2 separate regions of the Homo sapiens genome follow, and region 2 is linked to region 1. A link is a loop called in an ENCODE intact Hi-C map of the cell type or tissue named here. Cell type or tissue: heart left ventricle. All regions are shown on one strand. Links, peaks and the distances in the headings refer to the core of each region. The heading gives the core; the rest is flanking DNA. Region 1 overlaps PARM1 (prostate androgen-regulated mucin-like protein 1). Region 2 overlaps LOC107986289 (a long non-coding RNA gene).

Region 1 (12,103 bases), core at 3,356-5,855:
GCTGCCCACATCACCTTCCCATGAAACTACAGGGACAGAAGGAGCATGAGCTGAAAACAGGGCCACATGGCTCTGGGATTGCCTGAGCATCTGCAAGATTGTGGTCTACTGTTGGGGAGCCCTGATTTTTGCCCTAAACATTGGATTTGTTTTGTTTTTGCAATGCAAAAAGAAAATACCTGTGATAATACTTACCTTTCACTCATATTCATTCACTTAGTTTTGAAACCGCTTTCTGTTTCTTTCAGAATCCCTTTATTTGGCACTGAGTTATGTATTTGTATGCTTTGTAACAATAAAATAACTTCAGAAAGAAGCACAAATCTAAGTCAACACGTTTCTGAAATCTTTACCTTTTTAAACATCTGCAGATGGATCTGAATGTTCTCAAAATTGTGTCTTTTAGTGCAGTTCTTCGGTAGTAGTATATGAGTTTTGACATTCTGCTGTAAATAGCTTCTTGGAACCAAGAGTTATATTTGGGAGACTTGTTTCTTACTTAGCATGCTTATGAAAATTCTTCCGGTAAATACACAAAGTAGTACTTCATGATTTCTTTTTCCGATCAGCAGAAAGTAACATAAGCTCAATCTGAGCCTAGTAACAGATAAGCCTCTACGTTATTTGGGTTATTTTATTTTAAATGTTAAGTCCTTTGGTGTCATCTTGCTGATGCCTCAATGTGTCCAGGCAGTAAGGGGAAATGAAGACTTACACTGTGGGGACAGGAGGCTTGAGGACATCTGCAAGCTGATACAGTGTAGTGGAGAAGGCAAGGCTTTGCTTTTGAGTAGATGACAGTAAAACATTGGCTCTGCCCCTTATCTACCATGTGATGTTTAGATCTCTGAGCCTCATTGTCCTCACTTACACATAATGAGTCAATCACACCTCACAGTGTTATTCTGAAGATTAAAAAAAATAACAAGAATGGATTTTCTAAAACCCCATCACATGGGAGGTATTTAAATTTACTCCTCTTTCCCATGTCCACACTGCCTTTAGGACCCTTCTTTAACATTTTTTGGTTTGAATTTTGATTTTTGATTTTGTTCTTCAGTCAATGAAGTATAAAATCTGAATATTTTCACAGTGGTACACATTATGTGTAATATAAACTTAAAATAGAAAAATTAGTGAAACCTGTCATCTAAAGATACTGTACAGTACACATGAATATATAAAAAAATTTCCAACAAATATGAACAGACTTTTAAGGTGTTTAAAAGAATAAATGATCTCAGCATATAAAATGCTTTTATTTCCCCCATAAAGATCTCAGCAACTTGAAAACAAGAAACTCTCCCTCCCAACCCCCCGCCCCCCTCACCGCCTCCCCAGTTATATATCACAGTCCAGGGATAGAGCTAGAGACATTCGTCTTCTGGAGGCCACTGGAGAGTCAGGTCTCCTCATCTGCATCTGAGTCCTGGAAGGCAGTACAAATTGAATACAAAGTCCTGTCCTGAGGTATCCTTCCCAGGACCCTCTTGCAGCGGCACAAGCCTAAAGATGGCCATAAAGTTAAATAGACCATTTTTTTTAGGTAGATAAAACCCATAATATTCACACTCTGCAGATTCTGGCTGTCTCCTCTCTCTTGACCCAAGTTCCTGCAGAGGAACCCAGGCCACCACCCTCAGATTTTAGGACACTGGGATCCTGTATTGGTCATGATTAGAGAATCAAATAATAAAATATGTTACATGTATGTGTGTGTGTGTGTGTCTGTGTGTGGGTGTAGAGAGAGAGAGAGAAAGAAAGAGAGAGAGATTTATTGTAAAGAATTGGCTCGGATGATTACAGTGGCTGGGAAGTACCACCATCTTCTGTCTGCAAGCTGGAGACTAAAGAAAGCCAGTGGTGTAATTTAGTTCAAATCTGAGGGCCTGAGAGCCAGGGTTGTTGACGGTGTGATTTAGTTTAAGGACCAGAGAAGATGAGGTGAGATGTCCCACATTATGCCATGAGGCAGAAAAAGAAGAGGCAAATCCCTCCTTCCTCTGTGTGTGCTCTGTTCAGGCTCGCCACGGATTGGATGATGCCCACATACTTTGAGGAGGGCAAACTACTTTACTGAGTCCATGGATTCAAATGCTAGTTTTATCCAGAAACACCCTCACAGAGCTTACCCAGAAATAATGTTTAATCTGGGCACCTTTTGTCCCAGTCAAGTTGACACAAAGAATTAACCATCATGGGTCCCCAGGTCTCCACTGTCATAGCAGTGACACCCTAGGAGGATGGGCCACTGGGAGTTGTTAAATAGCTTTCAAGAGAAGACTTGTCCAGTTTTTCAGACTCCTGTATCTATGTCAATATAATTCGGCTCATTCAAGCTCAGGAGGCCTGGAGACATATAAGGCTTTTATTCCCAGCACTAGCCTGTCAGAAGTTTTCTATTCTCTATTATGGTTTGTTACCATAGAATGTGGAGGTGATTGCAGTCATAGTAGAGAAAGGTAAATATGTGAATGCACATGTTATTGTGACCTCCCAAACTTTGGCCTGAGGGGGTGACTTTCAAGGGCAGTGCTATGAACTGAATTGTATTCCCTTAAAATTCAGATATTGAAGCCCTTAAGCTTCAATGTGATGGTATTTGGAGATAAGGCTTTCAGAAGTAATTAGGTTTAGATGAGGTCAGAAGGATGGGGCTCTTGTGATGGGAGTAGTGCCCTTCTAAGAAGAAACACCAGAGAGCCTGCTCTCTGTCTCTCTCCATCTCATGGGAGAACACAGGCAAAAGGTGGTCATTAGCAACCCAGGAAAGGGCATCTCCCCAGAACCTGACCTTTTGAGACCCTGATCTCAGACTTCTAGCCTCCAGAAATGTGGGCAAAAAATTTTTTGTTGTTTAAGCCACACAGTCTGTGGCATTTTGTTATGGCAGCCAAAGCAAGTAATATGGGCAGCATCAGACACTGCATCAGACATTTGCACATTCCCCCTTTCACCTAACCTTTGAATGTCAGTGCAGTCTCTGCAAAGCTAGAACAGGTGGACTTTGGCATCCAGTTTTCGAAAGATTGCATCCCCTGTTAGATGTATTACACATTCTAATGTATCACTCTTTAAAAAACCAAGCATCTTTAGCCTGGCTTTAGAGTTAAATGAACTCTAGTTAGTCATAACAAGACACTGCAGTTAATGAGAGTTTTGCTTTTCCCAATCATGTTAGAGTGCGGTATTATGTTTCTGTAAAACAAAACAAATAATAGGATGTGAAGCTCCACCTAGAAGTAGTTCAGTTATTTCAGTTTCTTTAATTGACTTTGTGTGAGTTTTTGAGTAGTTGAAAGACATAACTATGGCTGTGAATACAAGGGAAGGCATATTCTTTACTAGGTTTTGGCATTTGCCAGAAATTTTACCAAAACATGCACACCAGAGAAGTTTATAAAATGCATGTATTTCATGAACATGAAGTCAAAGGTATATTTTATAAACATGTAGTCACGTTTGACTACATTTGTTATATTAATTATATTCACGGGGCTAGGAGAGACAAGTAAATTGGTAGTTCAACAACTTCTGTGTAATTATATAATCAACCTCACAATGGCTTGAGTTTAATTTTTTAATTGAGTCTTGCATTATTATAGTTGCAATATATAGATATTGTAGAAAATTAGAACATTGAAGCAATAGGGAGGAGGGGGCAAGATGGCTGACTAGAAGCAGCTGCTGTCAGTGGCTCTCATGGAGAAGAATGAAAATGGCAAGTAAATCCTACACCTTCAGCACAGGTATTCAGGTTTTTCTCATTGGGACCAACTAGACAGTTGGTACAACACCCAGAGAGTGAGAAAAAGCAAGGTGGAGCCACAGCCCACCTGAGAGCCACATAGGTTAAGGGGAATTCCTACCCCCAACCAAGGGAGGTGGTGAGTGATTGTGCTACCTCACCAGGGAAACCATGCTTTTTCTGTGGATCAGGAGATCCCCCTGTGAGCCTATGCCATCAGGGCCTTGGATCCTGAGCACAGAATCATGTAAACTCTTGGTGGCTGCTTGAGTTGTAGCCAGCGGCAGCAGTCTGGAGACTCCCTAAGATGACCAGGTTCCTGGGGAGAGGGGTGATGACCATCACTGTGGCTCCAGTCTGTCATTCTCCCCTGCTGGTGCCAGGGAAGCTGGGCAGTTTGGACTGGGAGGAATTCCCACAGTGCAGTACAGCAGCTGTGGCAGATAATGGCCAGACTGCTTCTTTAGGTGGGACCTGAATCCATTCCTCCTCACAGGGTGGGGCCTCCCTGGGAATTTCAGCAATTCTAGCCAGGGGTTTACAGACAGAACTCTGAACTCTCTGGGATGGAGACCCTGGGAGGAGGGGTGGCCACAGTTTCCACAGTTTAGTGGACTTTGTCTTTCCTGCCTGCTTGCTCTGAAGAGGCTGGGCAGTCCACATGAGGAGGACTTCCCCCAGTGCAGGGCACCTGCTCTGCCAAGGGGCAGCCAGAGTACATTAAGTGGGTCACTGATCTGGTGCCTCCTGACTGGGTGAGACATGCCAACAGGGGTTGCCAGACACCTTATACAGGAGTGTTCCTGCTGGCATCAGATGGCTGCCCTTCTGTGACAGGGTTCCAAGAGGAAGGAGCAACCAGCCATGTTTGCTGTTCTGCAGTCTCCACTGCTGACACCTCCAGGTGCGGGAGGGACCCAGGTGAATAGGGTCTGGAGTGGACCCCCAGAAAACCACAGCAGCCTTACAGAAGAGGGGCCAGACTGTTAAAAGAAAAACAAACAAATATAAAGCAACAACAACAATATTGACAAGAAGACCCTACAAAAACCCTATCCAAAGGTCATCAGCCTCAAAGATCGAAGGTAGATAAACCCACAAAAATGGGAAAAAATGAATGCAAGAATACCGAAAACTCAAAAACCCTGAGTGCCTCTTCTCCTCCAAATTATTGCAATACCACTCCAGTAAGGGAACAGAACTGGGCTGAGGCTGACATGGATGAATTGACAGAAGTAGGCTTCAGAAGGTGGGTAATAACAAACTTTACTGAGCTACCAGAGCATGTTCTAACCCAATGCAAACAAGCTAAGAATCATGATAAAACATTATGGGAGCTATTAACCAGAATAACCAGTTTAGAGAGGAACATAAATGACCTGATGGAGCTGAAAAACACTACACAAAAACTTCACAATGCAACCACAAGTATCAATAGCCAAATAGACCAAGTGTAAGAAAGAATCTCAGTGCTTGAAGACTATCTTCTGAAACAAGACAGGCAGACAAGATTAGAGAAAAAAAGAATAAAAAGGAATGAACAAAACCTCTGATAACTATGGGATGGGATTATGTAAAAAGGCTGAACCTACAACTAATGGGGGTATATGAAAGAGACAAGGAGAATGGACCCAAGTTGGAAAACATTCATCAGGATATCATTCAGAAAAACTTCCCTAACCTAGCAAGACAGGCCAACATTCAAATCCTGGAAATTCAGAGAACCCCAGTAAAATACTCTATGAGAAAAATCAACTCCAAGACACATAATCATCAGATTCTTCAAAGTTGAAATGAAGGAAAAAATGTTAGGGGCAGCCAGAGAGAAAGGCCAGGTCACCTACAAAGGGAAACCCATCAGACTGACAGCAAACCTCTCAGTGGAAACCCTACAAGCAAAAAGAGATTGGGGGCCAACATCAACATTCTTAAAGGAAAGAATTTCCAACCCAGAATTTCATATCAGGCCAAACTAAGCTTCATAAGTGAAGGAGAAATAAAATCCTCTTCAGACAAACAAATGTTGAGGGAATTAGTCACCACCAGGCTTGCCTTGCAAGAGCTCCTGAAGGAAGCACTAAATATGGAAAGGAAAAACCATTACCAGCTACTATAAAAACACACTGAGGTATGCAGACCAATGACAATATGAAGCAACTACATTGACAAGTCTGCAAAATAACTGGCTAGAATCATGATGACAGGATCAAATTCACACATAACATTATTATCCTTAAATGTAAATGGGCTAAATGCCCCCAATTAAAAGACACAGAATGGCAAGCTGGATAAAGAGTCAAGACTCATCAGTGTGCTGTATTCAAGAGACCCATCTCATGTGCAAAGACCCACATAGGCTCAAAATAAAGCGATGGAGGAAAATTTACCAAGCACATGGAAGCTGAAAAAATCAAGGGCTACAAGTGTAGTTTCAGACAAAACAGACTTTAAACCAACAAAGATAAAAAAATACAAAGAAGGTCATAATGGTAAAGGGTTCAATTCAACATGAAGAGCTAACTATCCTAAATATATTTGCACCCAATACAGGAGCACCCGGATTTATAAAACAAGTGCTTAGAGACTTACAAAGAGATTTATACTCCCACACATAATAGTGGGAGAGTTTAACACCCTACTGTCATTATGAGATAGATCATCAAGATAGAAAATTAACAAAGATATTCAGGACTTGAACTCAGCTCTGGATCAAATGGAGCTAATAGATATATACAAAACTTTCCACCCCAAAAATAATGGAATATACATTCTTCTCAGAATTGCCTGACACTTTACTCTAAAATTGATCACATCATTGATAGTAAAACACTTCTCAGCAAATGCAAAAGAACTGACATCATAACAGTCTCTCAGACCACAGCACAATCAAATTAGAACTCAAGATTAAGAAACTTACTCAAAACCACACAATTTCATCAAAATTGAACAACCTGCTCCTGAATGACTCCTGGGTAAATAATAAAATTAAGGCAGAAATCAAGAAGTTCTTTGAAGCTAATGAGAATGAAGAGACAATGTACCAGAATCTTTGGGATGCAGCTAAAGCAGTGTTAGGAGGGAAATTTATAGCACTAAATGCTCATATCAAAAATATAGAAACATCTCAAATAGACACCCTAACATCACAATGAAAAGAACTAGAGAACCAAGAGCAAACAACCCCAAAACTAACAGAAATAAGAAACAACCAAGATCAGAGAGGAACAGAAGGAGATAGAGACGCACACACACACACAAAAAAAAACCTTCGAAAAAATCAATGAATCCAGGAGCTGTTCTTTTTTAAAAAAAATATTAAAATAGACCACTAGCTAGACTAATAAAGAAGAACAAGAATCAAATAAACACAATAAAAAATGATAAAGGGGATATCGCCACTGACCCAACAGAAATACAACCATCAGAGAATACTATAAACACCTCTATGCAAACAAACTAGAAAATCTAGAAGAAAAGGATAAATTCCTGGACACATACACCCTCCCCAGACTGAGCCAGAAAGAAGTTGAATCCCTGAATAGACCAATAACCAGCTGTGAAATTGAGGCAGAAATAAATAGCCTACCAACCAAAAAAAGCTCATGATCAGACAGATTCATGGCTAAATTGTACCAGAGGTACAAAGAAGGGCTAGTACCATTTCTACTGAAACTATACCAAAAAATTGAAAAGGAGGGACTTCTCCCTAACTCATTTTATGAGGCCAGCACCATCTTGATACCAAAACCAGGCAGAGACACAACAACAACACAAAGGAAAACTTCAGGCCAACATCCCTGATGAACATCAATGCAAAAATCCTCAATAAAATACTGGCAAACCAAACCCATCTGCACATCAAAAAGTTTATCTGCTATGATCAAGTCAGCTTCATCCCCAGGATCCAAGGCTGGTTCAACATACACAAATCGATAAACGTTAAGTCATCGCATAAAGAGAACTAAAGACAAAAACCACATGATTATCTCACTAGATGGAGAAAAAGCCTTTGATAAAATTCAACATCCCTTCATGTTAAAAACTCTCAGTAAACTAGCTATTGTAAGAACATACCTCAAAATAATAAGAGCCATTTATGACAAACCCACAACCAATATCATACTAAATGGGTAAAAGCTGGAAGCATTCCCCTTGAAAATTGGCACAAGACAAAATGCCTTCTCTCACCACTTCTATTCAACATAGTGTTGGATTTTCTGGCCAGGGCAATCAGGCGAGAGAAAGAAATAAAGTGTTTCAAATTGGAAGAGAAAAAGTCAAACTGTCTCTGTTTGCAGAGGGCATGATCCTATATCTAGAAAACCTCATCATCTCCGCCCCAAAGCTTCTTAAGCTGATAAGCAACTTCAGCAAAGTCTCAGGGTACAAAATCAGTTTGCAAAAATCACAAGCATTCCTATACACCAATAACACACAAGCAGAAAGCCAAATCATGAACGAACTTCTATTCACAATTGCTTCAAAGAGAATAAAATACCTCGGAATACAGTTAATAAGGGAAGTGAAGGACCACTTCAAGCAGAACTACAAACCACTTCTCAAGGAAATTAGGACACAAACAAATGGAAAAACATTATATGCTCCTGGATAGGAAGAATCAGTGTCATGAAAATGACCATACTGCCCAAAGTAATTTATAGATTCAATGCTATTCCCATTAAACTACCATTGACATTTTTCACAGAATTATAAAAAACTATTTTAAAATTCATATGGAATCAAAAAATAGCCCGTATAGCCAAGACAATCCTAAGCAAAAAGAACAAAGCTGGAGGTATCACACTACCTGACTTCAAACTGGTACAAGGTGAAAGTAACCAAAATGGCTGGTACCAAAACAGTACTGGTACAAAAGCAGACACATAGACCAATGGAACAAAATAGAGAACTCAGAAATAAGACCACACATCTACAACCATCTGATCTTCAACAAACCTGACAAAAACAAGCAATGGGGGAAAAGATTCCCTATTTAATAAATGGTGCTGGGAAAACTAGCTAGCCATATGCAGAAAATTGAAACTTCCTTATATCTTATATAAAAATTAACTCAAGATGGATTAGATTTAAATGTAAAACCCCAAACTATAAACACCTTAGAAGAAAGTCTAGGCAATACCATTCAGAACATAGGCACAGGCAAAGATTTCCTTATGAAAATGTCAAAAGCAATTGCAACAAAAGCAAACATTGAAAAATGAGATCTAATTAAACTAAAGAGCTTCTGCACAGCAAAAGAAACTATCATCAGAATGAACAGACAACTTACAGGATGGGAGAACATTTTTGCAATCTATCCATCTGACAAAGGTCTAATATCCAGAATCTACAAGGAACTTAAACAAATTTACAAGAAGAAAACAAACAACCTCACTAAAAAGTGGGCAAAGGACATGAGCATATACTTCTTTAAGACATTTATGTGGCCAAGAAACATATGTGGCCAAGAAACATATGAAAAAAAAAGCTCAACATCACTGATCATTAGAGAAATGCAAATCAAAACCGCAATGAGATACAATCTCACGCCATTCAGAATGGCACTTATTAAAAGGTCAAGAAACGACAGATGCTGGTGAGACTGGGAAGAAATAGGAATGCTTTTACACTGTTGGTGGGAATGTAAATTAGTTCAACCATTATGGAAGACAATGTAGCTATTCCTCAAACACCTAGAACCAGGGCCAGGCGTGGTGGCTCATGCCTGTAATCCCAGCACTTTGGGAGACCGAGGCGAGTGGATCATGAGGTCAGGAGTTCAAGACCAGCCTGGCCAAGATGGTGAAACCCCGTCTCTACTAAAACTACAAAAATTAGCTGGGCACAGTGGAAGGCGCCTGTAATCCCAGCTACTCAGGAGGCTGAGGCAGAAGAATCGCTTGAACCTGGGCAGCAGAGGTTGCAGTGAGCCGAAATCGCGCCACTGCACAAATAACAGTCTGAGTGATAAAGTGAGACTCAATCTCCAAAAAAAAAAAAAAAAAAAGACCTAGAACCAGAGATATCATTTGACCCAGCAATTCCATCACTGGATATACATTCAAAGGAATATAAATCATTCTGTTATAAGATACCCGCACTCATATGTTCATTGCAGCACTACTCACAATAGCAAAGGCATGGCATCAACCCAAATGCCTGTCAATGATAGACTAGATAATGAAAATATGGTACATATACATGATGGAATACTATGCACCCATAAAAAGGAATGAGATCATGTCCTTTGCCGGGACATAGATGGAGCTGGAAGCCATTATTTTCTGCAAACTAATGCAGGAACAGAAAACCAAACACTGCATATTCTCACTTATAACTGGGAGCCGAACAATGTGAACACATAGACACAGGGAGGGGAACAACACACACTGGGGCCTGTCAGGGTCGGGGGTGAAAGAGGAGGGAGAGCATCAGGAAAAATAGCTAATACATGCTGGGCTTAATACCTAGGTGATGGCTTGGTATGTGCAGCAAATCACCATGGCACATGTTTACTTATGTAACAAACCTGTACATCCTGCACATGTACCCCAGAACTTAAAATAAATAAAATTAAAATTAAGAAAATAAAAAATAATAAACACATTCACATAACTTTTTTTAAAAAGAAAATTCAAGCAACAAACTTTTTTAGTAGCAACTTCCTCTTCTCACCACCCAAAGATCACCACTGTTCTTGAGTATATCTTTAAAATGAAGTCAGTGAATCCTAAGATTAGGGTTTGAGACTGTGCCACCATTGTTGAATGTGAATTTACTCCAGGGGCAGTGCTCTTTATTTCCAGGGTAACTTTCAGAAACAGTTCCCTCTGGGAACATATTCAGAGAAGTTCTTTAAAAGAAAACATTCTAAAGCAATCTCCCTAGTGATATGCTTGAATTAAGTTGTCACCATTCCATGACACGTACAGTTTAGTCCTAATTCTTTTTATATGCAAAATCATTATCACTCCTTCAGTCAATCAGCTCACTATTCAGAGGACAGCTCTCTGGCCCCATGAAGTACACTTCCTAGTTTCATGCATCTTTTCCTACTTTTCTGTTAACACTGCAACAGGAAAAAAAAGTTGAATCTCTACTGCCTTACCTCACCACTGACATCATTTTAAAAATTGTTCCAGGGACCAGATATTGTCTTGTATCTATAGTGACAACTCAGAGTCTTATACTAAGTTAGAGGGAAAATTAGAGGAACTGATTACAATTCATGACCAGGACAGGTCTTACAAGAAGACTCTAGAGCATTCATCTGACCCACCCCTCATGTACTATGAGAGTCATTGTATATCTCAGTAGGTAGTAGATTGTTGTGGCTTTGGTCACTGAATATGGTCTGGGAATAGGTTTTTCAGAAAACTAAAATATCTATCCTTTTCTGGAGAGAATGTCTGAAATCTTAACTCATAACTATTTTGAGGGGGAGATCTTTTAAATGTATGCTTTTCTGACTCAGGAGACAAAACAGACTGCATCATTCTTGCATCTGTGGATGACTCAAGGTCATTGTCACAGAACTTCAGTGATGGAGTGATGTCATAGGATGCTGGTACAGTGGATAGCACTACCAGCTATGAAACTTCAGTAGGAGTTTCTCCTCCTATCTGGAAAGCTGGCTATTCTGGTCACCATGACTGGACCTGATTTATATCATCCCTGTCAATGCTTCTCTCTACTGTAGCTTCTGCAGCCCATGGCTCTATTCCTTCAACATCCCCTCCTGCTCCCATGTACTTTTATCCATTACTTTTCCTCTCTTCTTAGATTTGGCCCTGGAGAATTTACCTTCTTAACCAGAACAAGTGCTTGGACAGTTTTGGACACTCAATTATTATTTTAATTCCTTCTGGCTTCCCTTTCCACCCCACCCCTTCACCTTCCAGTTTAGCAATCCTTCAAAACTTCTTGTTGTCTTTATTCTTTGTATCATTGATGTCTTCTTGGCTGTTTTTTAAGGTTTATTTTTAGAGATGGTGGTCTCGCTACGTTGCCAGGCTGGACTTGAACTCCTGGGCTCCAGTGATCGATTGCTTGAAATATTTCTGGAGTTCAAGTCTAACCTGGCAACATAGCAAGACCCCATCTGTAAAAATTGCCTCAGCCATCCAAGTAGCTGGAACTACAGGTGTGTGCCACCACATTTGGCTTTCTTGGCTATTTCTTATCATCTTTTTCCTCAGAGGGTGTCTGGACCATTCAGAGTTAACCAATTAGTGTGACTTATCTCCTGTCCTGTGAGGAGAAACCATTCTACAGTCACCTGGAATCAGTAAAGGAAACTGCATGCTCCTCTGAATTCCACACCAACCACACTCTAGTTGAAAACAGTGGTCTAAA
Region 2 (12,103 bases), core at 1-2,500, 76 kb after region 1:
CAAAACACCATTAATCAGTTTGAGTCAACAAATATACTGAGTTTTTATCCTAAGCAAGATACACAATAATTACTACAAAAACAGAAGTATAATATTCTTTAGGAAACTTGGGTGTCTGTGAGCATTATCTAGTGTAATCCTTGCATCTGCTTTAGCGGTCATTACATTATCTCCATTTTACAGATGGGGAAACTGAAGTTCCAGAATATTAAATTTATTCATCCACATATTGAATCCTTCTATGTACTCTGTAATGAACAAGATAGTCCCTGTCCTCCAAGTATTTACAGTTTAGTAAGTGGAAGAGGTGGGGTTCAAACCATGTCCATCTGGCACCAGAGCCCTTCGTCTTTTACCACCCAAAGGACTGGTGTCCAATGTAAATCTAACCTGGGTCTTAAGACCCTCATACCTGCTGCTCATATGAGACCTTCTGCCCCTTGCAAAGTCCCTCTCAGCTATTTCAGGCAGTCTCAAGGGTGTCTAGCATGCAGTCCAGAGCAAGCCCAGTCAGCTCTTAAAGCACATATCCCCTGCCAGACACTGTCTCTGCTGACTCCCACATCTATGGCTGTGTTCTCTGCCAAAGGGGAGACTGCCTTCCCTCCTGTCCTGTCAGGACACCAGCACAGAGCCCCATTGTCTCACAGAATTTTGGTGAAAACCTCTCCTAATTTCAACTTGCAGCCTCCCTGCTCTTCCCAAGAATCAGATGTGAATTCATGGCAGCCTAGACTAGAGATGCTGCCCTCGGAGTCTCTCCCTGATCTTACCCTGAAATTCCATCACTGGGCCAACTTGTCTTTCCTCAGGGTAGTAATAATATTGACAGCTTATTCTCACATAGCACTTACTGTGAACTAGATACTGTTGTAAGAACTTTACATGGGTTAACATCCCTATGAGATAGATATTATTAACATCTCTATTGTACAGAAGAGAAAACTAAGGGCCAAAGAGGTAGAGAAAATTACCCAAGGTCACACAGCGGTGGGGCAGAATTGAAATAGGGACCATGGGTCTCCAGGGTCCATGCTCTGGACCACTCCCAAGCCAAATTTTCACTCCATGCCAGAGATTCTTGACATGTATGTGCTGCTGCCCATCAAACATGCCCAGCCAGGTGAGACAACCTGAAGCCAAAGTTGGGCATCCAATGCAGAAGCAGCTTTCTCCCTGAAGAAGGTTTCTAGAGTGGCCCAAAGGGCCTATTTTAAGGGCACCCACAACTGGGCAGCTCTGTGGTTGAGCCTTTACATATTCCTGTTCATCAGGATGGTGGCTTGGGATCTTTTGAAAGCAGTCGCACCCTCAGAACTGATGACCTGGCAGACTGTGAGTTGTCTCTGTCTACACCATGGCACTTCCAGTCAAAGTCACTCATCTGACAACCACCAACTTAACAGCAGGACACTCCAGGCTGACCCTTCCCTTGTCACCAGGTCCATACAGCAGCTGTAATGAGACAGTCTATACTACTGTCTTGTTCTCCCACTAGCCATTTCTCCCTCAGCATTTGGACAGAATTTGCTGCAACAAACACCACTGAGAAGAGTGTTGAAAAGTTCACATCAGTCATAAGCCAAGTGTTGTCAGGTAGTGTGAGACACAAATGCTCACTGCCAGCCACTGTGCCAAGACATTCAGAGGTTTGACATGAGAAACCAAAAAACTGCTCTGTGTATTTCTGGAATATATGTTAAAAGTTTTAATACAAAGTTGTGGATTTCATATAAAACTTAGTTTCTTATACGGACTTTGAGAGAGCAGGAGAAAAGATTAGGGAAACCACCAGTAGATAATCGCTAAAATGCCAGGGTTTCTGGAAAATGGCCACCATCTCAGGCTACAACGGTGAAGTGAATGGTTCTCAAGAGCTCACTGGAAAGTCACACCTGCCCACACACCTGATGCAACTGTTTCTGAAGAAGAATGGCTTTGCCTTTTTTCCATCTTCCATATCTTGCCTGAGAACCTCTCATAGACAAACTCTAGCCAGAGCCATAAGGGAAAGAGCATTCTGAGAAATGTAATTTCTGGCTTCTCCTCTGTATTACAAAGATCTTAGAAAAGGTGATAATGCTGAGCTAAAAATAAGCAAATAATCACAGGCCACCTCTGTTACCCCAAATGAGAACTTGGCAAAAAGTCAATAACAACAGTATGTTATCTGTAACATTATGCAACTGTTCCTTACACAACTGAGGATGCACACACCTTCTCCCTAAAAAGGAAGACACATCATTCCATATGTTGCTTTTATCTCTGGGAATGTTCATGCCTTTCCCAGTTCAGATGCAGTCTTCCTTTGATACCAAATTATAGGGTTAGTTACTTTAACTCACTTTATATTGGACAGAAGGGAATAAGGACAGAAAAAGAACTGATTTATACACACACACACATATACATATCAAAGCAAACAAGAGAATATGCATAGTTACTAAAGACTCCCTTTTACCCCTAGTCATATGACCATACTGGTATTTATAACTTTCTTCTTCCACTGATCATTGCATGTTCATCTTGTCCTCAGTCAACATTTCACTTCATCCTGGTTCTTTATGTGGCAGGGTGACTCAAAGCTGCCTTCAGAATACGGCTAACACTTGGGTACTAGAAAAGGAAAAGGGAGCTGCTAAACTGAATAATGTTTCTACCACTGAAAAGAAAGACCAGCTCACATTGCATGTAATGTTCCAAATACATTCCCCTTCCTATTTTCATTGTTTTTTTCCTCTCTCCTCCCCCATCCTTCCAGCCCTCCTCACCTACCCTTACCAAAAAGGTAAAGAAAAAGTGGAGGAGAAAATAGAGAAGGGATTCAGAACCATTCTCAGCCCTTGGCTTGATGCCTGAAGAGCCATGGACCATTCCATGCCCCGATCTGCCCACTAACTCCCCCCAGCTCTCCTATCTCTGCTTGAGCTCTTCTGAGAAGACCTATGCATCCTTCAGACAGCGAGGAGTTGATAAAAGACATGCCAGGAAGCGTGGGGGAGAGAAAGAACAAGGTTTTCTTAAATGTATTCACTTCCAACTTAGAAGTGCCATGAGCCATTTCATACACATTTCAGGCTGCAGATGCTTTTACTGAGCCACTGATAACAAGCTCTGGAGCTGATAAGCAATGAAATGAAATACACTTAACTTTTATAGGATGAGTAATCCTCAATGACAATTAATCTCACGTCCTTAGGCCCAGGGACTGTCTGACGGGTTGTCCCATCCTCCTTCTGAACATCCATTTCTGGAAAGGAGCCAAGTTCATCAAGCAGCTCTACTCAAGGGAACACAACCTGAGGCCTTTACCTGTCCCCTTCTAAGGGTTTCCAGTGTAACCTACCTGCTGGCTTCTCCTCCAAAGGGTGGAGAGGCTGGATTTCATGTCTGTCTCCTATAGGCCAGTTTCATTGCTTCATCTATGAGAGTTCAGGTAAATCCCTGAGCAAGAATTTGGGGCACTGACCATCTGAGCAATCCCAGGGGGCTGGCAGGTGGCTTTTCAGTAAAGAAAGGCACAAACATTCTTTCCTAGCCTCCTTGATCTCCTAGAAACTTAGGCAGCTGGTCCTTGAAAAGTAACAGACTCTCAATCTAACCATAGCCAAAACCATGAGCAAAGAAAAACTGGTAGACTGAAAATTCTGACAACTTTATATCCTTTTTCCTTTGGTTTCTCCTATAGAGAAGCATAGGCTTGAGACACTGGATGTAAGAAGACAGGTGGCAGTGGGAAATCCAGGCTGCTACCTGATTACAGGCCAATGGGAGTTGAAACCAACAAGGATGTGTTTGTTCACAGAGAGTCTCAATGTTTGCTCTCCTAAAAGCCCCATAGATTTCTCTAAGGAATGGCCTCTGATGGAAATTACAGTGTTGGAAGCAAAACATTCATTCACTCATCCCTTCAATCATTTAACAAACAGTATTCTTTTACACATTCCAGATACTTTCTTAGAAATTGCATATGATATTTAGGTGAAACAATAAAACAAGACATGACCTCTCAAAAACTCATCTTCAAAATGCTTTGAATCTGTTAATGAAACAGTCCAATCTAAGATTCTGTAGTGTATAATGGGCACCTTGGTAGAGCAATGTGCGGGGTACACCAGGAGCAAGAAGAGGATAAGGCCAAAGGATGTGAGAGCGTCCTGATAAGTGTTTCCTCTCTTCCTTATTTCCAGATGTCTCTCTGATTCTCGTGCCCCACCATCTGCCTGACTGACTTCCTGGGCCTGAACTTGTTCTCTGGGCTCTCCCTGTGAAGATCTATCCTTTGCCATCAGTCCCAGATTTCATCTGGGAATTTGATTTGTTCCTCCTAACTGACATGTTTGAACCAGGGGTATTGGCCTTTTCTAATCCTGGTCACACCCAGATCAACCCCTCTTCGAGTATCTGCCATGCCCAGCAATGCCACAACTGGAACTTGATATATAGTGTGTCTTTAACTGTGGAAAAAGAGAGAAAGTAGTCATCTTTCTTTATCTTGCCACACTGTCCTATGGTAATAATTCCCTAATGATATCCAAAGAGCTAAAGTGGTTTTCTTGACTATGTTCTCTGATGAAAGGTTGGAGAGGAGAAGAGAAATGACATTTGTTGAATACCTGTTACGTGCCTACACATGAGGAATTAAGATCTTTTCAGAGAGCAGAAAACTGAGGCTTAGAAAGGTTAAGTGACATTCCCATGGTTACACAGCTAGTAAGAGTCAGAGACTGAATTTTAACCCTGGACCTTCTTACTCCAAAATCCATGTTCTACCTAGGATGGAAATGCTTCTCAAACTCTAATGCGCATGCAAATTACTGGAGATCTTGTTAAAATGCAGATTCTAATTCATAGTTCTGAGGTGGAGTCTGAGACTTGCATTTGTAATAACCTCCCAGGTGGTGCTAATGCTGGGATACTGCCCCCAATTTTGAGAAGGGAGATAATACGTAAGACACACCTTCTACACATAAGCCTGGTAAATCCAAAAGGCCCCACAGGATGCAGTTCTCAATAGGGGTGATAACACCACATCTTCCCCCAGGGCAACAAAGTGTGGCAGCATCTCTTAGTTGTGTTTTTTAGTTGTTACTATGACTGGTGTAGTTACTGGCATTTAGTATCTGGGAGTCAAGGATGCTGCAAATGCTACAGAGAAAGAAATAGTCTAGGTTGATTTGTTCAGGACAGTCCTGCACAACCCGGAATTGTACCACCTACAATTTTTACAGCATCCCCATTAAGAAACCCAGAACAGTAACGTGGGGAGGTGCGCACCACTGTCAGCCACGAGCCCTTTGGCTGCCTTATTTCCATGACTTTTTCTCAGTCATTAGAAACTCAGGTCTGCCCTCCAGCTGTTCTGTTCCAAACTGTCATCATTGACAGCTGCTCTGCAGGATATCACTGCACACACATGAGTGCATGTTGATGTCTTGCTAACTGAAACTCCTAAGTGTCAACAGAAAAGATGATCCAAGGTGGGCCTAATCAGAGAGAGGTGTGTTCATATATTTCTGTGTGCCTTCCAAGAGTACAGGGATGCCACTATTACTTAAAAGTGGACATTTTAGTAAACCATGTAGGCCAGCTGAAAAATTTATATCATTTTGCATTCCATGAGAATTTCAAAGGGTATTTATTGAAAAGATAGGCAAAGTGCTCACATCTACTAAGCTTCTTCTCTATGTCAGGAACTGGGCAGGTTCTTTACAAATGTTATTGCTTTAGATACATAGCATAGTGTAGTCATCATAGACTTAGACTACGGTGGAGCTACTGTGTCGGGGTTTGAATCTCGGCTGAGCTAATTACCAGTTGTGTGACCCTGAAAAAAATTGTTTAACCTCTTGTTTCCTCAGTTTCTTCATCTGTAAAATGGGGATCAGAATGGCATCTGCCTTATTAGGCTGTTATGAAAGTTAAATGAATCAATGCCAACAGCATGCTTAGAATAGTACCTGGCACAGAGCAAATTTACAAATGTTGTTTCATTAGATCCACAGCATAATAAAATATTTCATTTAGAAATAATAAAGCATATTATTGCCAAATAAAATAGCCATGTAAGATAAATGATTTTCCTCATTTTACAGATGAGGAAACTGAGACATTCAAGTTGAACACAGCCACAGTGTAGTAGAATCTGATTAATCATAATGATAAAAGCTAATATTCACTGAGCACTTATTATGTGCCAGATACTATTCTAAGTGTTTTACCAAGATCAACTCAATCCTCACAATTACCCTAAAAGATAGGTATTTTATCCCCATTTTATTAATGACGGCACTGGCCTGTCTGGAGCAGCCCCTTGTGGGGATGCTAACTGCAGCCTGGGAGGCATGGCCGGGGCTGCGCTAGGAGGAGCTGGCAAGGCTGGGAACAGGCGGGGGCCCCACCCTTTATCCAGCTGGTGGGACAGGAGACCCGCATTCCCGGGCGCCGCCCAGCCATGGTTCTGGACCGAGGCATCACTGCGCTTTCCGGGGTCCAGGAAGTTCCCTCCCCCAACAGGCTTGAAAGTGCCTGCTCCCTCTCCTGGTGCCCATTCCGGGCTGGCGCAAAGTTGCGGCCAAGCCCAGGCAGGCACTGCTGCAACCTGGCTGGGTGTGCACGTGCTCAGGGCAGCACTGACACACTAGCCCCTGCCACCTCAGGCCCCTCTGGACTTTGGGCACCAACCAGCATGGGAGGGAGGATGAAGGAGTGCTGAGGGCTGCTTGGGGCGTGCCAGCACCCTTTGGCAGGAACAGCCTGGGCACCATGGATGGCCTATTGATGGCAGGAGGCAGACAGTTTCCTGGGCTGAAAAGGGTGGGTCCCTGGTGAAACCCCATCTTCAAGCCAGGGATGACCTGAGGCCTGGGGGCCGGACAGTTCCGGGTGAAGTCCCTGGCCAGGAGTGAGAATTTATGATACTTTTTCCAGGCCCACCCATGGTCGTCCATGAACCAATCAGCAAGCACTGCCTCCCTTCTGAGCGTATAAAAACCCTGGACTCAGCCAGCATCCAACAGATATCGGGACAACCTGCCTGCGGAAAGGAGCTACCCGCTCTACTGAGAGCTGGACACTCAATGGGACGACCTGCCTGTGGAAAGGAGTTACTCACTGTGGGTCTCCTGAGAGCTGTTCTGCCTCTCAATGAAGCTCCTCTCTGCTTTGTTCACCCTCCAGTTGTCTACATACCTCTTTCTTCCTGGACGCAGGACAAGAACTCAGGACCTGCCAAATGGCAGGACTGAAAGAGCCATAACACAAACAGAGCTGAAATACCCTTGCCACCTTACCACGCTGTGGGCAACAAGAAGGAGAGAAGAGCTGGGGCCCTTCAGGGAGCCCAGACCTAGGGGCTCCCTGAGTCAGGACTGTGACATCCTCTTTGAGGCCCTGCAGTTCCTGGCATCTCGAAGCTTCTAGGCACCAACACATTCCCCTCGTCCAGATGCAGGTGTCCACAGCAGAAGCTGCATGCTGTCCATCTGGTCCAGCCGCAGTCTTGCGCAGGGCTGACACCTGTGCTGGCGCCTGGAGCTGCCTGCCCTGCCGCAACAGCCAGCATGCCTGGCTGTGCACAGTGGCCAGACCACGCACTCACTCACCCGCACACTCTTTGCAGCTCCATGCCCAGCTCGCCCTTGGCAGGTGTGGGATCTGGGCCAGAAGAATAAGCCAAGCGCAGCCCACTAGGCTGAGTGGGTGGAACAAGCCCAGCAGGCCTGAGCAATGCTCAGGCAGAAGGTGCCACCAGCCACAGAGGTTTCCAGCTGGCAAAACAACACCCCAAGGATCCTGTGACATTACCATGTGAGGAAACTGAGGCACAACTAGGAAGTAAAAGTTACTCACCCAAGGTAACCTATTTGGTTAGTGGTGAATCAAGGATGATTTCAGCCCAAAGGTTTGACTCTGGAGCCTGAGTGCTATAGTTCCCAAGTCCATGCTTTATCCATCTCCTCACCTTCCAATTGCTCGTCTATTATGTACCCAGCCCTAAACTAGGCGTATTGTAGGATAAAACAAAGTAAAACTCACAATGTTTTTTGTTTGTTTGTTTTGAGACGGAGTCTCATTCTGTCCCCCAGGCTGGAGTGCAGTGGCTCCATCTCGGCTCACCGCAACCTCCGCCTCCCAGTTACAGCGATTCTCCTGCCTCAGCCGCACGAGTAGCTGGGATTACAGGCGCCCACCACCACGCCCGTCTAATTTTTTTGTATTTTTAGTAGAGACGGGGTTTCACCATGTTGGTCAGGTTGGTCGCAAATTCCTGACCTCCGGTAATCCACCCGCCTCGGCCTCCCAAATTGCTGGGATTACAGGCGTGAGCCACCGCGCCCAGCCTGGACTCACAATGTTTACTTTCAAGCTAATAACTTCATGCCACATCTTTATCTTCTTGTTGGATAGATTATTGGCAAATTGGCATGTGAACATAAACCTGCAATTAAGTCTCAGTTCTGCCAGTTACTGGCTTTAATGACTTTGGGCACATAATTCAGTCTCCCATAGCTTCTAATTCCTCACCTAAAAAACTACAGATGTTAAGTCTTATTTGGCAGTGTTGTTTATAAGGACTAAATAAGATCCTTTGTGTATAGTGCTCAACAAACATTAGCTGTCATTTTTCTTTTCCTTTCTCTGTGCCTCAGAAGGAATGAAAAACTGAAATTAGAAATGCAAATCTTGTTGACAAATTATTTACAATAAAGTTTCTGGATGACAGCTAAATTAGTTGAAGTTTTATAAATTTGAGTTTTGTTCCTAAAAACCCATTTCGCTTAATTAAAACGCCAAATAATCATGAAAAGAAAAACCCCCACACTTTGTGTACACACTTTGATAAAAATATATTTAGTATGTAAAACCAAACACATGATATAAATCTACATTTGAAAATGTCTGTGATGAGGGAGGATATAGGCTAATTGTTTAGCTCCTGAAAATGAAAGCCCAGTGGACTAAAGAGGCCTTCTTTTCCTGGTAGGTTTCTAAGTAGTCAGAATCAGCAATTCTCTTTGCTCCAGGGACCTAAAAATGTTCAATATTTGGATTGTCTGGGGCAAAATTTTCCACTGATAAGCCAGTGAAGATGAATGGTCATTTCTAAGGGAGGAGTTTTCCAGGTGACTTCTCTTACAGAGATCTCCTGTTTCCTTTTCAAAAATTAAGCACCCATCTTGAACAGTAGCTTTCATTTGCAAAGACTTCAGCTAACTTCTCTATATCAACCCTTTCAGCTTGCCCTAAAATCTGATAATTTGACAATCAGTTCTCTTTTGGAATGTTCAAAGCATCTTTCACTCCATTTACCATGTTTTTGTGATGTTTTCACAAGCTCTGTATGTAAGAGTTTTAAAAAGAGATAATTACTGCCCTTGCCGAAATTTATAGCTTAGTTGAAGGGCATGTTCTTTAGCCAATCATGAATCCATATCATCACAATTTTTCCACCTCTCAAATTAGCACATCACATTGTCTTATCACTAATTATTTGCATTGACTTTATTCTGAGAGCACATCAGTTTCAGCTGTTAGGTAATCATAAATAAAAATTTGTTCTTGATAAGCCTATAAAGATGAAAGTTCTCAAGTTAAGCCATCCTAAGTCAAGTGGTGCCTGTTTCCAAATATACCATTAATTACATATGATGTCTTTGCTCAAAATGAGTACTCTGGCCTGTTAACTAATCCTACTAACATCACTTCTCTTAGAGCTAGGAAAAAATTCTGGTCTCAATTGAGTTATTTGGTAATTCCATGTCCTAGAGATGAAGTTCTTTGCATAATCAAGTTTTTAAATGTCAGCAGTAGTTTGGAGTGATATAAAAGTGTTTCTGACTTTTGAAAAGACTTCCAAATATCCTTAAGTCTGTGTAATCTTTTCTAAGAAGTCAAAAGAAGACTGAAGTTTTTTGTCAGTCTGAAGAGGGTCCCAATACAGGGTCATGAATACTGAGTGTTATGTCTGCACATTTAGTCCTGAAATATGTAATCCTACATCCAGAGTAAATAGCCCAGCCTTGGAAAAGTTGAAGTCACAAGCTCAAAAAGCTTAAACAAGCAAAAGGAGTAATGAAGTATGTTTATTGCTCTTTAATAAAAAACCTATTTACATTTAGCATATTTTCAACCCAATATTCTACCCAATTTTATTAATAGGCCTTTCTAGGAATTTGGGAGATTGAAGAATAGAATAGTGTCTTAAACCCTGACAGTAAACAAGATCAGCATGCTTCAAAATCCTCTGCTGTGCACCACATAAAAGAAGTAGGAAAGGTGGAAAAGAAACAGTTATTGGTATGGATGACATTAAAAGGCCAGGTCCAGAAATATTCATGCCTGCAGACATTTTATGAGAGAAAAAGTATAACTAGTAAATGAATATGTAAGAATATTTTCAACCTTGGTAGTAATTTTTTAAATTCTAAATAAAACTGATATACCATTTTTGCATAGTAAAATTAGACAACAAAAAACACATTTCCAACTTTAAAAATCAAGGTATCCAATGCCAGACATGCTTTAATAAAATGATTATTTTTTCTAGTGGAATATAAGTTGGCAAAAACCTCTCACAGATCAGAAACCTGAGGATCATTCTCCAAAACGGAGATCTGTGTGCAGGAGGCTTATTGGAAAGTGAATTTGGGATCAGCACCTGAAAGGGAGAGAAAGAAGCAGGATTGGGCAGAGGGCAAGCTGGAACTGCAGTACAGTTGCAGCAAAGGTCTCAGCCAATCCTGTGAGGACCTCTGAGTCTGAGGTGCCCCTTCAGCTTTGTCTTAAGTTGATGAGTATTACAGGTTCACATGTCTCCTCACCCCACGGGGACATAAATTCAGGCAAGACAGCTCTCTCCACTCCATAGCAAGTCCCAGAAAGGAAGTTCAGCTGAGACTATCTGCCACCAACCCTCCTGCCAGCTGGGGGGATTAACAAACAGACCTGGAAGGGGATCTGGGTGGCACACCATGACCTCCACTGTAGACAACTTTGGCACCATTTAGTTCCACTTGTTTCATGTAATAAATTCTGGGAAAACTCCAGTATTCTGGGGGACTCTTACAAGAGAAAGGTTAATGCGAGAAACTACCATTCCTGTCACTGCAGCTATCTCAAGGAAGTAACAGACAGTCATCTTCCCTGTCCTCCACCGCCAATGCTGGAGTCTCTTTTCCCTCAACTAGCATCTCTGCTGGTATAGGCAGCTAGGCTGCTGATGTGATAGACTCCTAGGGTCGCCATTGTCAACTCACTGGTCACCATGACCTTCTTAGGGCATGATGGCTGTGTTTGTTCATTTACCATCAAAACTGGGCGAAGGGTTGCCAAGAGCAAACTAAGTGGATCACCTGAGTGCCAAATATATCATTCTCTGCTCCTATATTGCTCAGCAGCAGCTGATGGTCAGGGTCAATTATTCCTGCCAGTATGGCAATTACTTTCTTTGCCTACTGGTCTCTTGGGACAAGGTCTTTGAAGTAACTGAGCAGCAGTTCTTACCTTAAAAATATCTTTCTGTGTTCCTTGGTGAAACGATTTACCCTCTAAAAACCAAGGCCACTAAAATGTCAGAACCCAGAGTTGCAGAGAAGGGAAGCACACAATTTCCCTAAGGGGGCCACTAGGGCTGACTGTAACAGGGTCACTGCTACTTTCACCTCTTGCTTTCCAGATCTATATATTCTATGTTTTGAAAACACTATATGTGTAACATGATATGTGTATGGATTTAGGGTGTATACTACATCCTAGAGGATGGTGTCCCATCTGCACAAGACATCCTTTCCCAGATAGTATGTCAGCTGGGCCTTTGACAGACTGCTTTACTCAGTCCAGTAGCCTCTAGGTGGTGGGGTATTTGATAGGACCAGTGGATACCATGGCCATGTGCCCCTGCCGCACCTCCTTTGCTATATAATGGGCATCTTGGCCCATTGCAGTTTTATGTGGGATCCCATGCTATAGCTCAAACTCTCTCTCAGCCCTTGGTTAATGGCACTGGATGAAGCCCTGCAGACAGAAAAGGCAAACCCATATCTGGAATAGGTGTCAAATCCAGTGCAGAAGGGGTCTCACAGCCTATACTTACTGCGGATCC

The links. Peaks named below come from ENCODE experiments on the same cell type or tissue, not always from the same donor. Only the 100,000 strongest peaks of a DNase experiment are listed, where the experiment ranks them.
Region 2: a loop joins it to region 1, with 2.9 times the contacts of the local background. A loop is called at or near these places in 2 of 110 quality-filtered maps.

Annotation. Positions count from the first base shown.
Region 1 is chr4:74,972,144-74,984,246 of GRCh38, forward strand. The region is part of intron 1 of PARM1 (prostate androgen-regulated mucin-like protein 1); the gene reads left to right. Among named protein-coding and RNA genes, the nearest start is that of PARM1-AS1, 7.8 kb to the left of the region's middle. In heart left ventricle, for the core only: no CTCF peak of the experiment used is centred there; a DNase peak (open chromatin) is centred at 4,448.
Region 2 is chr4:75,051,102-75,063,204 of GRCh38, forward strand. All of the region lies in intron 1 of LOC107986289 (a long non-coding RNA gene), which reads right to left. Among named protein-coding and RNA genes, the nearest start is that of LINC02562, 28 kb to the right of the region's middle. In heart left ventricle, for the core only: no CTCF peak of the experiment used is centred there; no DNase peak of the experiment used is centred there.